2 separate regions of the Homo sapiens genome follow, and region 2 is linked to region 1. A link is a loop called in an ENCODE intact Hi-C map of the cell type or tissue named here. Cell type or tissue: heart right ventricle. All regions are shown on one strand. Links, peaks and the distances in the headings refer to the core of each region. The heading gives the core; the rest is flanking DNA.

Region 1 (5,373 bases), core at 306-5,305:
GAAAGCTTAGTGTGAGGATTGGATGAGATAATGTAAACACCTGTCCATTTATGGCCACACCTGTTAAGTAGCCCCTTCCCTAAACCTTCTTTAATCATCCCTTTTGAGGGTGCCATCTATTTTCTGCAAACCTCTAGCATCTCTGGGCCTCAGTTTCCTCATGCGGAAAGGGAATTAAAAAAAAAAACAAACCTATTTCCAAGGTGACTGTGAGCCTAAGGTGAGTTAGGATGAATGCAGGCACCTAGCAGGGGGCCAGGGCAAATGCACAGGGGCGGGTGCAGGTGTTACCTCTGCCTTCCTTCCACGGTGGCCACACACCACCTTCTCCTGGATGGGGGCCTCCAGATTCTCACCAAGCCTGTGCTTTTGCTGATAGTTACAATTTTGTTACAGTTTTTGTTACAGTTTGTTTACAGTTTTGTTACAGTGTTCCAGCCATGCATTCCTGGTGGTTCCTCCCCAGGAAGCTGGTCTACCTTCCACACCTGCTCCTCCCCACCAGCCACTTCCTCATCCTAGATAACAAAGGCTTCCTCTCCCACCCTCCCCTCTCTTCCTACCCACAGAATATCTAGCCAGCCCTCCTTGCATCCCAGACCCAGATGAGGGGAGGTGGCCTGTGGGCAGTTCCTCCATGGGGTTCCCCACCACCCAGTCCAGGACACAGCCATGGGTGAAAAAAGTGGGACCACGAACGTGTCAGAGGAGACCCACTGTGATCCTTCTTGTTTCAAAATAGACAGTGGACGTAAACAAAGGAAATCCATAACCTTCCTAATTAATGCAGACACTTGAGAGATTGTTTTTCTTGGTGTTAAATTTTGCTCACCCACATAGTTTGTGGCCATAATTGCAGCGTGCATAATATATTGTGCTGCACTTGAACTTTTCCACACCTTTCATCATACCTTCCTGTGTTTCCAGACGATCTTCACAGTGGTTGCTGTCAGTGCTGTGGAATAGTCACTCAGGAAATTAATATTCAGGATTTACAAAGTCACTCCTGATTACAGCCAACTTTGCATGGGTAGCTCTTACTTCCTTCCACTGAATAATTTCCTTACTACAGCTCAGCAGCAGGATGACCACCTGGGAGCGTGTGAGCAAGTCCACAGTCCCTCATCTGGGTCACCATAGTTTTCCGAAAAGGTCGTGCCATGCACACTTCCCCAACACCGTGTGACCATGGTAGTTTCAATGCAAAGCCACCATGTGAAACATATTTTTACCAACTTAGCAGTTGAAAAATTATACTTCAAAGGTGTTTTAATTTACATTTATTTTGATTATTTTAATGGCAAAATGTTTCCCTGACTTGTTTATTGTATCTATTATATATACGTTATTATAGGTACATACAGTACATGTATATTTGTCCTTTTATTTATTTATTTATTTTGCTTGAATTGTCTGTTCATATGCTTTAAATTGATTGCTGGGCTGGGAGTAATGTCTGTTAGTAATTTGAATTGCATAGTACCACTAATAATTTTTTGCCTGTCCTTCTTAATGATATTTACAATTGAAGAGGATCCTGTCATTTGCCCCATTTTTAGGCTCTGAGCTATAGAGTTCACTTTCCCTTGAAAACAATCCAGTAAAGCCGCCATTTCCTCCAGCAAGTCTTTTTCTTCCCCAAATGGAGCAGGCAGCAAAGCCCCTTGGAGTCAGAAGTATCAGGTCAGACCCTGGCTCTGTTCTGTCATAGCCATTTGCCAGTTGGCTGACCTTGGCAACCACTTAACCTCTTTGAACTTCAGTTTCTTAATTTTAATATGAGGGTAGAATAACCACTGTGAAAGCATAGTGTGAGGATTGGATGAGATAATGTAAACACCCGCCCGTTTATGGCTAAGTGTTAGCTGAAGCCAACTGCTTCATTCAGCATTAAACCCAACTGCTTTTCTGAATTTGCCTTAAAGTATTTGTTCTGCGGTATCTTTTGACCCTGCATAAAATGAAGTCACACGTCAAAATTGGTTTCTTAAATAGTTGAGTTTGGTAGCCTAAACATGAAATGCAATGTCTGGAGTCTTGATTTAGGGCATTAAAAATAAAATGATTAAAAATGGAAAACAATGTAGAGATCCATCGGATATCACCCACTCTGCCTCTGAGGTATGGGAAAAGTCCTGGCTTAGCCCTATTGTCACCCCTTCTGTTCTTCATGACCCTCTGTTGTCTTCTTGTTTCACAGGCAACTTCAGCAACAGCAGGCAGAATTGGAAGTGCACCAGAGAGATGGATTGTCATCGTATGACTTATCCCAGGTGAGTTTCTGGAAAACCCTTTCCCTGTTGGAATTGTCTCCAGCCCAATGGACTTGGGACTCAATTCAGCCCTGAGCTTGAGCCCCTCAACACAAAGGATTGCCCCATCCCCCCACTACAATGGAAAGAGCAGACCTACAGGTCCCCTGGGGGTCTGCTGCTGTCACTCCTCCCTATAGAACTGAGCCATGAAGAATGTGTGAGTACCAGGTGAAGAACCAGGGGCCATAGTCAACCTAAGGGCTGAGGGACATTTCTGAGGACCATGCGTGAACTGTAGTATGAGTATACTCAGAGGCCAGCAAGAGCAGCTTCTGATCCCCTTGGGCCCCTTGGCTTCTTGGCCATTTCCCTGCCACTGCCTGTGTCCTGTTCTTCCTCAATGTGCCTCTTCCTGTCATGCTCTGAGCCTCCCTCTTCACCGGCTCTGTCTCCTTTCCTTCTCCTATCTCCACATGATGTCCACTTTTCCTGATATTTAGAGTAAGTTGATTGTTGTTCATTTCTCACTCTCTCTAAGAAAGTAATCAGTGTGACTCTGCTGTCCTTCCTCTGACCTTCAGTTCACCGCCCCCTAACCCCCTCACCGGCTTTTCTTGGCTTTCACATATAGAAAAGCTTCCCACCCGATAAAATGTTCCAGCCCAAAATGCCAGTGATTCCAGAGGGAGGGGGCTCTGATGAAGGAGAGCTGGTGGCTCCTGGGGACGCATGTTCTGTGCCTTACGCATGAGTTGCTGTTGTGTTTTATTTAATGTGCAAATAGGTCCCCGTCCCCAACCTACCAGCCGGTGTTCATGAGGCCGGGAAGTCCGTGGAAAAGGCGGATGCAATCTTCTCCCAGGAAAGAGATCCTCGGTTTGCTGAAATGTTTGCAGGAATTAGTGCATGTAAGTTTCCAAATGGTACTGAGGTTTTGAGAGTGTGGGTTTACAGTTGCTTTCAGGCCATCTACAGACAGCTACTCTTAGTAAGAGGGGGCCACGGAAGGTGAGTTTTGAGTAACCATTGCAGGGTATAAAAATACACGAGTTGGAATGGATTCTGTCTACTCCTGGCCTTGCCTCTGTATACCAGTTACCCAGGGTATGGTAACTAAACTTTATTTCCTTTATTCCAATATCGCATTGCGGGTGAACATGTTAGGGATTGTAGGAATGAGATGGGTAGAAATTTGAAGATTCTGGGGCACTGGGAGGGCACTGCAGAGAGCCCTGGGCACCCTCGATGACCGAAGGAGGGAGAACTGTCACATTGGAGCCTGCTGTCTAGCACCCTGCCACCACTCGTGTTCCCACTCCTGTTTCTCAAACCACCATACAAAGCACCTTCTCTCTCGTGTAAAATTCTAAACAGCCAGCTGGGTCTTGAGCCCATTTCTTCAGCCGTGTGGCTGTGGGTGAGCCTGTGGGTGAGACGACTCTGCTCACCATTCTGCGGTGGCAGAAAATCATGCATTATTGCACCTGCTGGCCAGGGGCTGAGTGTTTTCAGTGTTAGAGGAGCTCAGTCTCTCAAAGAAACCCTAGTGGAACGTCAAGGCACACAGATCCAGGGCTGTTCCCTGGACATCACCTGCTGCGGCACCTGCTGGGTGAGGGTGGCCAGGGGTAGCTGAGTTCCAGAGTGGGAAGAGCACTGGGCTTGCATTCACGCCTTGAGCCCTCCCTCGCCGGCTCATGACTTTGGACAAGCTACAACTCACTTTTCTCATCTGTAACAAACGATAGCAAACTTTTAGTTTCTGTTTGCTCCCTTAATCAGGCACTGTCGTAAGCACTTAGGTTAACTCACTGAATTGCCACTACAGCCTTCTGAGGAAGATACTTTTATTCTCGCCTTCTTTCTGTTGGGAAACTGAGGCAGGGGATGATTAAGTAACAGTCCAAGGTTGCACCTCTTACCTTGGAGATGGGATTCAGACCCAGAGAGCTGAGATAAGAGTCCATCCTCTTCGCTGTTACCCTGTGCTTCCTCACCCAGAACTAGAGGACTTGGAATCCCTACACCGCAGGGTTGGAAAGATTGGATAAAATAATGTCTGAGAAAGAACTCTCATTAATTTTTTTTTTTTGAGGTGGAGTCTTGCTCTGTCGCCCAGGCTGGAGTGCAGTGGCGTGATCTCAGCTCACTGCAGCCTCCGCCTCCTGGGCTCAAGCGATTCTCCTGCCTCAGCCTCCCGAGTAGCTGGAACTACAGATGGCTGCCACCATGCCTGGCTAATTTTTGTATTTTTAGTGGAGACAAGGTTTCACCATGTTGGCCAGGCTGGTTTTGAACTCCTGACCTCAAGTGATCCGCCTGCCTCAGCCTCCCAAAATGCTGGGATTACAGGTGCAAGCCACCATGCCTAGCCTCATTAATTCTTTTAATCTTCCCCACTCTCCAAAAAAGCCTTGCCGTCAAGCAGCCTGTGGCCTAGCCTAGGGGTCAAGAACAACAGCCCAGTGCCTTCATATGCCAGGGAGGCTCCAGGGGAGATGAGGAGGCAGAGGCAAGGCTGAGAAGATTGCGTGCAGGCGGGCTGCCCTGACTTGTGTCCTCCCGTTCCCACGCCCACCCCTGCACCTCTTCTTGGGGCAGCCTCCTCTGTGGTCTGCAGAGCAGGGAACCTTCGCATGTGACTCCTGCTCTGGTTTTCCTAGCGGAGAAGAAGATGATGAGCTCAGCCTCTGCAGCAGGAACCCAGCAGATCTACTCCCAAGGAAGCCCATTTCCCTCTGGACACTCCGGGAAGGCCTTCAGGTATGTGCCAGCGAGGGGGACAATGGCGTGGGAAGATGCTCCCTCACCAAGAAAGCCCTGGGTCTCAGAGCACAGCTCTGTGGGCTGTAAGCATGAGTTAGTGGTTACTGGCGCTCAGGCCTTGGACTAAACTGAGGATTCTGGTGGCTCTGCTTCTGCTCTGTGAGCCCTCTATGAGTTGCCATAGATTCCTGGTGTCAGTTACTCTTTCTTGGATGTGAACAGCACCAGCCACTGTGTTCTGTGGCAGTGATTGCCAGGGAGAAGGGAGTGAGTTCCCTCTAGCCAGGACCCAAGTGAGCTGGAGCTGGGAACAGCTGACAAGGTAGCAGGAAGTATCCTGTCATCTGGTGCC
Region 2 (5,373 bases), core at 220-5,219, 370 kb after region 1:
AGCAGGCATGGGGCACAACAAGGTTGTCAGCCCCAACTCCATGTGGTCTTTTAGTTCAAGCACCACCCGGTGGTGGACAAGACCTGCTGGGTCCCATAAGAGCGAGAATCTTGGTTACTGGTTGGCCAATCCATGGCCCCTCTGTGAGTCCAATGTGTGCCCCTGGTCTGAGCAGCTGTGTGGTAGGGGTTTGGGGGCGAGGGCATTGTGGTGCAAACCCAGCTCCCTAGTCTGACTGGACTCAGTGAAGGGTTGGTCCCCAGAGCAAGATGGGTGGTAGATACCCCATATCCTATCTTCCCATGTTTCAGATGCAGGACTCAGCCTGAAAGCGCTTTTCTGCACTAAAAGAACAATAATGAATCCCAAGTTAGTACTGTGTTTTCCTCATAATCTGACTCCCTGTAACACTGGGTCAGCTTCCTTTACAATAATAATTATTATTTTAAATAAATTATAAATAATTTTTGGAATAAATTATGGTTTGGAGAAAACTAGAGATAGGAAGACAGAGCATCTCCTCACCGGGCACAATGCTGGGATGGAAAATGCTGGCTTTGTCACTTCCCAGCTGTGTGGTCCTGGGCGAGTCACTTCACTTCTCTGAGCCACCATTTTCCCATCCAGGAATTCAGGATGATAATAGTACCTACTGGACAGGATTGTTTGAGGATTAAATGAGATATGTCGATTTACGATGTGTGCACGGCGTGGCACATAGAACGTGCTCAGAATAGAATTGCCATTCTCATTAGCTTTTTCTTCAATGCATTTGTTCCTTATTTCTCCAACTACATGCAACTCGGTGGTAGACATGGTTCCATTCTATAAGGCCGCTGGGTCTACCTGCTATGACCAGCTCAGAGTAAATGTCTCGGTGGGTGGGAGGAGAAGAGGGAGGTTTGAGTGTCCAAGCAAATGCCCAGCAATGCTCCTTGTGTGCAGGCTGTTGTTCCTGAAGCTGAAAGCTCAGAACGAGAGAGAGAAGTTTGCTTTCTGCTCCATGAAAGGCTGTGAGAGGATAAAGATTAAAGCTCTGATTCCAAAGAACGCAGGCGTCAGTGACTGCACAGCCACAGCTTACCCCAAGTTCACCGAGAGGGCTGTCGTAGACGTGCCGATGCCCAAGAAGCTCTTTGGTTCTCAGCTGGTGAGTGGCTGAGAGCAAAGCCTAGACCCCTTTGCCGTCCAGTCGGGCCTAGAGCCCTTTGCCGTCCAGTCGGGCCCAGACCCAATTAGGTCCCTCACTCAGCTCCATAAACCATTTCCTGTGACTGGGGATACGGGAAGAGGAGGGGAATGACTACCCAAACCTAACAATTACATTGGGTTCTATGTGTTTTCCAGAAAACAAAGGACCATTTCTTGGAGGTGAAGATGGAGAGTTCCAAGCAGCACTTCTTCCACCTCTGGAACGACTTCGCTTACATTGAAGTAAGTGCCTCTGGCCCCTGGAGGATTCGGGTTTGCTCATTGAGAGGTGATACTGTGTCCTGCGGCTGCTGGCACAAATTACTGCAAACTGGGAGCAAGGTGTTGGCAGGGGTGGTTTCCTCCAGGGGGCTTGGGGCGGGGAACCTGTTCCATGCCTCTTCTCGCTCCTGGTGGCTGCCAGCACTCCTGAGCATTCCTCAGCTTGCAGACACATTAATCTCTGTCTTTATGTGGGCTTTTCTCCTGAGTGTCTGCGTCTCACCTCTCCTCCTGCCTTTCTTTTGCAAAGGCACCTATCTTTGAATTTAGGGCCCACCCTAAAAATCCAGAAGGTTTAATCAAAAAATCTTTTAACTTAATTCCGTCTGCAAAGATTCTATTTTCACATAAGCCCACTTTCACAGGTTCCGGGTGGACATAACTTTTGCAGGGCCACTATTTGACCCACTACTGAGGGCTACGAGGAGTTAAGTGGATAATGGAGTTTACGCTTCAAATAGATGCATAGGCAACTTCTGCCTTCAGGGTCTGCTTGGGAACCACCTGGGCAGGAGAACCATGGGGCCTTGGCACCCTGCCTCACACCTGGATTGCTCTGGCTCTGTAGGTGGATGGGAAGAAGTACCCCAGTTCGGAGGATGGCATCCAGGTGGTGGTGATTGACGGGAACCAAGGGCGCGTGGTGAGCCACACGAGCTTCAGGAACTCCATTCTGCAAGGCATACCATGGCAGCTTTTCAACTATGTGGCGACCATCCCTGACAAGTGAGTCTGTACCTCTGCTTCTGGAATTGGCTGCTGGCACAGCAGACCCCTGGGCAAGGGCCCCCTCCCTCTCACAAAGGCCCTCATCACAGATCAGTCTGGAAAAGCTCAGGCAGTCTCCACAGCCTGCCCACAAATCATGGGTGTTGGACAAGAGCGTCCTTGCCTGTGGACTCTGGTGTTGGAGCTGGGCTGCTGTGAATGTAGGTCAGGCGGAGGCAGGCGGGACAGCCCCGCTGCACATGGGAAGGTTGCCCTGGCCCTCTTCACTACACTCCCAGCATGATCTCATCCCCTCCCACACCTTCAATACGATCCAAGTGCTGGTGGCTACTATCTCCAGCCCGGATCTCCTTCCTAAGCACCAGACATTCCAGTCCAACTGCTACTTGGACAACGCCACCTGGACATCTTGTATGGAACTGAATTCTCAGCCTTTTAAAATGTTTAACCTCCCAAACCAGCCACTCATCCTACTTCTTCAGTTTTGATGAAATCATCACAATTCATCCTGATAGCCAGGCCAGAATCTGGGCATTCTGTTTGTCTCCTCTTTCTTTCCTCCACATGCTATCATCACACCCTATCAATTCTGCCTGCAGTACTGCTCGCCTGCTGGTTCCCTCCACAGCGTCCTCTCTTCTGCCACTCTGCCCCGGCCTTTGCTGTTCATCACCAACACTGTTGGCACAGTCTCCTAACGGGCCTCCCTCTTCCAGTTGCCCCAACTCCAACCCATCTTCCATATTGGCCGCTGGTTTAAACTTCTTAAATGTAGGGAAAACCTGTGTCCCCTCTCCTTAGCAAACTTTGGTAATTCCCCAGTACCTTACAAGTCTCCCCACATCGCCTCCTCGGTGAGGTCTTTTCCGATCCAACCCAAAAGTTCTACCTTGGCAGGGCGCATTGGCTCACACCTGTAATTTCAGCACTTTGGGAGGCCGAGGTGGGTGGATCATGAGGTCAGGAGTTTGACATCAGCCTGGCCAATATGGTGAAACCCCATCTCTACTAAAAGTACAAAAAAATTAGCTGGGTGTGGTGGTGCACACCTGTAGTCCCAGCTACTCAGGAGGCTGAGGCAGGAGAATCGCTTGAACCCAGGAGGCGGACGTTGCAGTGAGCCGAGATTGCGCAGCTGCACTCCAGCCTGGGTGACACAGCAAGACTCCGTCTCAAAAAAATAAAAAATAAAAGTTCTACCTCTGCTAAAGCACTACTCACAATAGGTCTGGTGGACACATCTGTTGCCCCATCAAGAGTGTGGCCTTCTCAATGTTGGGGCCATGTCTAACTTCCCTTTGCATTTCTAGCACAGAACATGGCTAGTTAAGTGAGTGTACAGTTCACTCAGGAGCCACAACCTGGTGGAAAGTCTAAGCGCTTCATGTGGTACCTGCTACATAGTAGGTGCTTAGTAAACATTAATAGTTATTAAATGAAAGCAAATGTACTTCCCAGATGCTGACTCCATGAGGGGCACGACGTGAACTGGGCACCTGGCGAGATTTTGGATAATGGGATTTTGCTTAACCACATTTACTCCCTCCCTCATTCCCCCATCAGATGCTTCTTCGGCATTCTATTTTTCATATGCAGATTCAGACAGAGGACAAGGTTGACCAAATTGGGAAAAATAGTTATCCTCTAGAGATCATGACGTTTTGGGCAGAGAATTTTCTTTTGAAATGAAAGATGATGCAGAAGCTTGGAATAAGAAACTAGACTGCAGTGCTACTCTGTTTGGAACCATGTGCAAGGCTCCCACCAGCCCGAGCAGCAGCACCTCTCTGGGGGAAGCCCTTACTGGAATGGGCCACTCCCTGGGCTGGCGCTGGGCACCCAGGCAGGCATTGGTACCACTAGACCCCTCTCTAACCTCCTGGAAAGCAGCAGGGAATGAGGCAAGGTAGATCCTGTTCTACTGTGGCTGCGGGCCCTGCCTAGCCTGGCCCATGCTTCCTACCCCATCCAGCAGGCCACTACTGGCCCCAGGGTCCTGGGGAGAGAAGAGGGCAGCTGCTCACACCAGAAACATCTAGCATGGCTTCTGGGAGCTGCCTCTGCACTGCCACTCTGTGGGAGACTGTGCTGGCTGGGGCATGGGCTTATAGGCCATGAGGATGGCACACCAGGCAAAGAAGTGTTCCCAACATAGGTAGGCAGGCTTCTGGGCATCAGTGGGAAGGGGTGGGGACACAAGAAGCCCATCTCTCTGTCCCGCTCCTGTGAGCTAACTTAGATCCCCATCAGGAGGGCAAGACCTACATTTGAGTCCCCCAAGTAGGAAGGCTGAGCTCCAACAAAGGACCATTAGCTTTTGTTCTGAAATGAAACAATGCAGAAATATCCTCCTGAGAACAGATCCTGAATCTAGAGTGGAGGATGTGTTAGCAATGAGACCTGTCTCCTTAAGGGGCCTCACCCTACCAACCCTTTGGGCCTCCCTCTCCAGCCTTCCTCAAGGGCCTGAGGCAGCCCCAGCTCCCTTCCCATCTATCCTTATTTCACACAAGCCCTTCGCATCTTAAGATCTTTCCCGCTGTTCCCAGTGGGACACAAATGGGGGTAACAACAGGTTCCAGAATCCTATACAGTTTTTCCATGTCTGGACTGTGGTCTGTGGTTACAGAGTTCCTTTGAGATACAAACTGGACGCCCCATTGAGCTTCTGCCCCATTTCTATTCCCAAGGGAGGTGCTCACTTCCTCCTATCTGGCCCAGTGTGCTGAGTCTGCCACTGTGAAGGCTATTTTCCCAGCACTTTGGACTGAATACACCCCGAGGCAGGGGATAGACACTCCTTATTCCCAAGTCGAACTTTTGCAATTTGGGACCTTCAGGCTGGGTGCACACATTGCTCCAAACCTCTGTGTCTTTCAAGCACATTTCCCTTTGGTAGGTCCTCTGAGATACTTGGTAACTATTTGCTTCAATCTCCCCATTTGCAAAATAGAGGCAATAGCCCTGTGTTGCCTAACCAGAGAGAGGTGACGTGAACGTAAGAGGTCAATCTGAGCTCTTGGTACAACCCGAGCATCATGGTAACGACATGGTGTTCTCCCAGAAAGACTTCAAACCTGGCCATGCTCTTCCTGCAGCTCAGAGAAGGCTGGCTCTGGACTACACTAAGCCTGTGTCCATCAAAAGAAGACAGCAAAAGAAAGATGCGCT

What was found. Peaks named below come from ENCODE experiments on the same cell type or tissue, not always from the same donor. Only the 100,000 strongest peaks of a DNase experiment are listed, where the experiment ranks them.
Region 2: it touches region 1 in a loop (2.2-fold over the local background); 2 of 110 quality-filtered maps call a loop at or near these places.

The regions. Positions count from the first base shown.
Region 1 is chr15:80,571,948-80,577,320 of GRCh38, forward strand. It overlaps ARNT2 (aryl hydrocarbon receptor nuclear translocator 2), which reads left to right. Exons shown (of 19, transcript NM_014862.4): 13 at 2,201-2,273; 14 at 3,040-3,163; 15 at 4,919-5,018. Among named protein-coding and RNA genes, the nearest start is that of MIR5572, 6.5 kb to the right of the region's middle. In heart right ventricle, for the core only: no CTCF peak of the experiment used is centred there; no DNase peak of the experiment used is centred there.
Region 2 is chr15:80,940,904-80,946,276 of GRCh38, forward strand. It overlaps CEMIP (cell migration inducing hyaluronidase 1), which reads left to right. Exons shown (of 30, transcript NM_001293298.2): 26 at 946-1,150; 27 at 1,348-1,434; 28 at 2,042-2,199. Among named protein-coding and RNA genes, the nearest start is that of MESD, 46 kb to the right of the region's middle. In heart right ventricle, for the core only: no CTCF peak of the experiment used is centred there; DNase peaks (open chromatin) are centred at 2,154 and 2,418.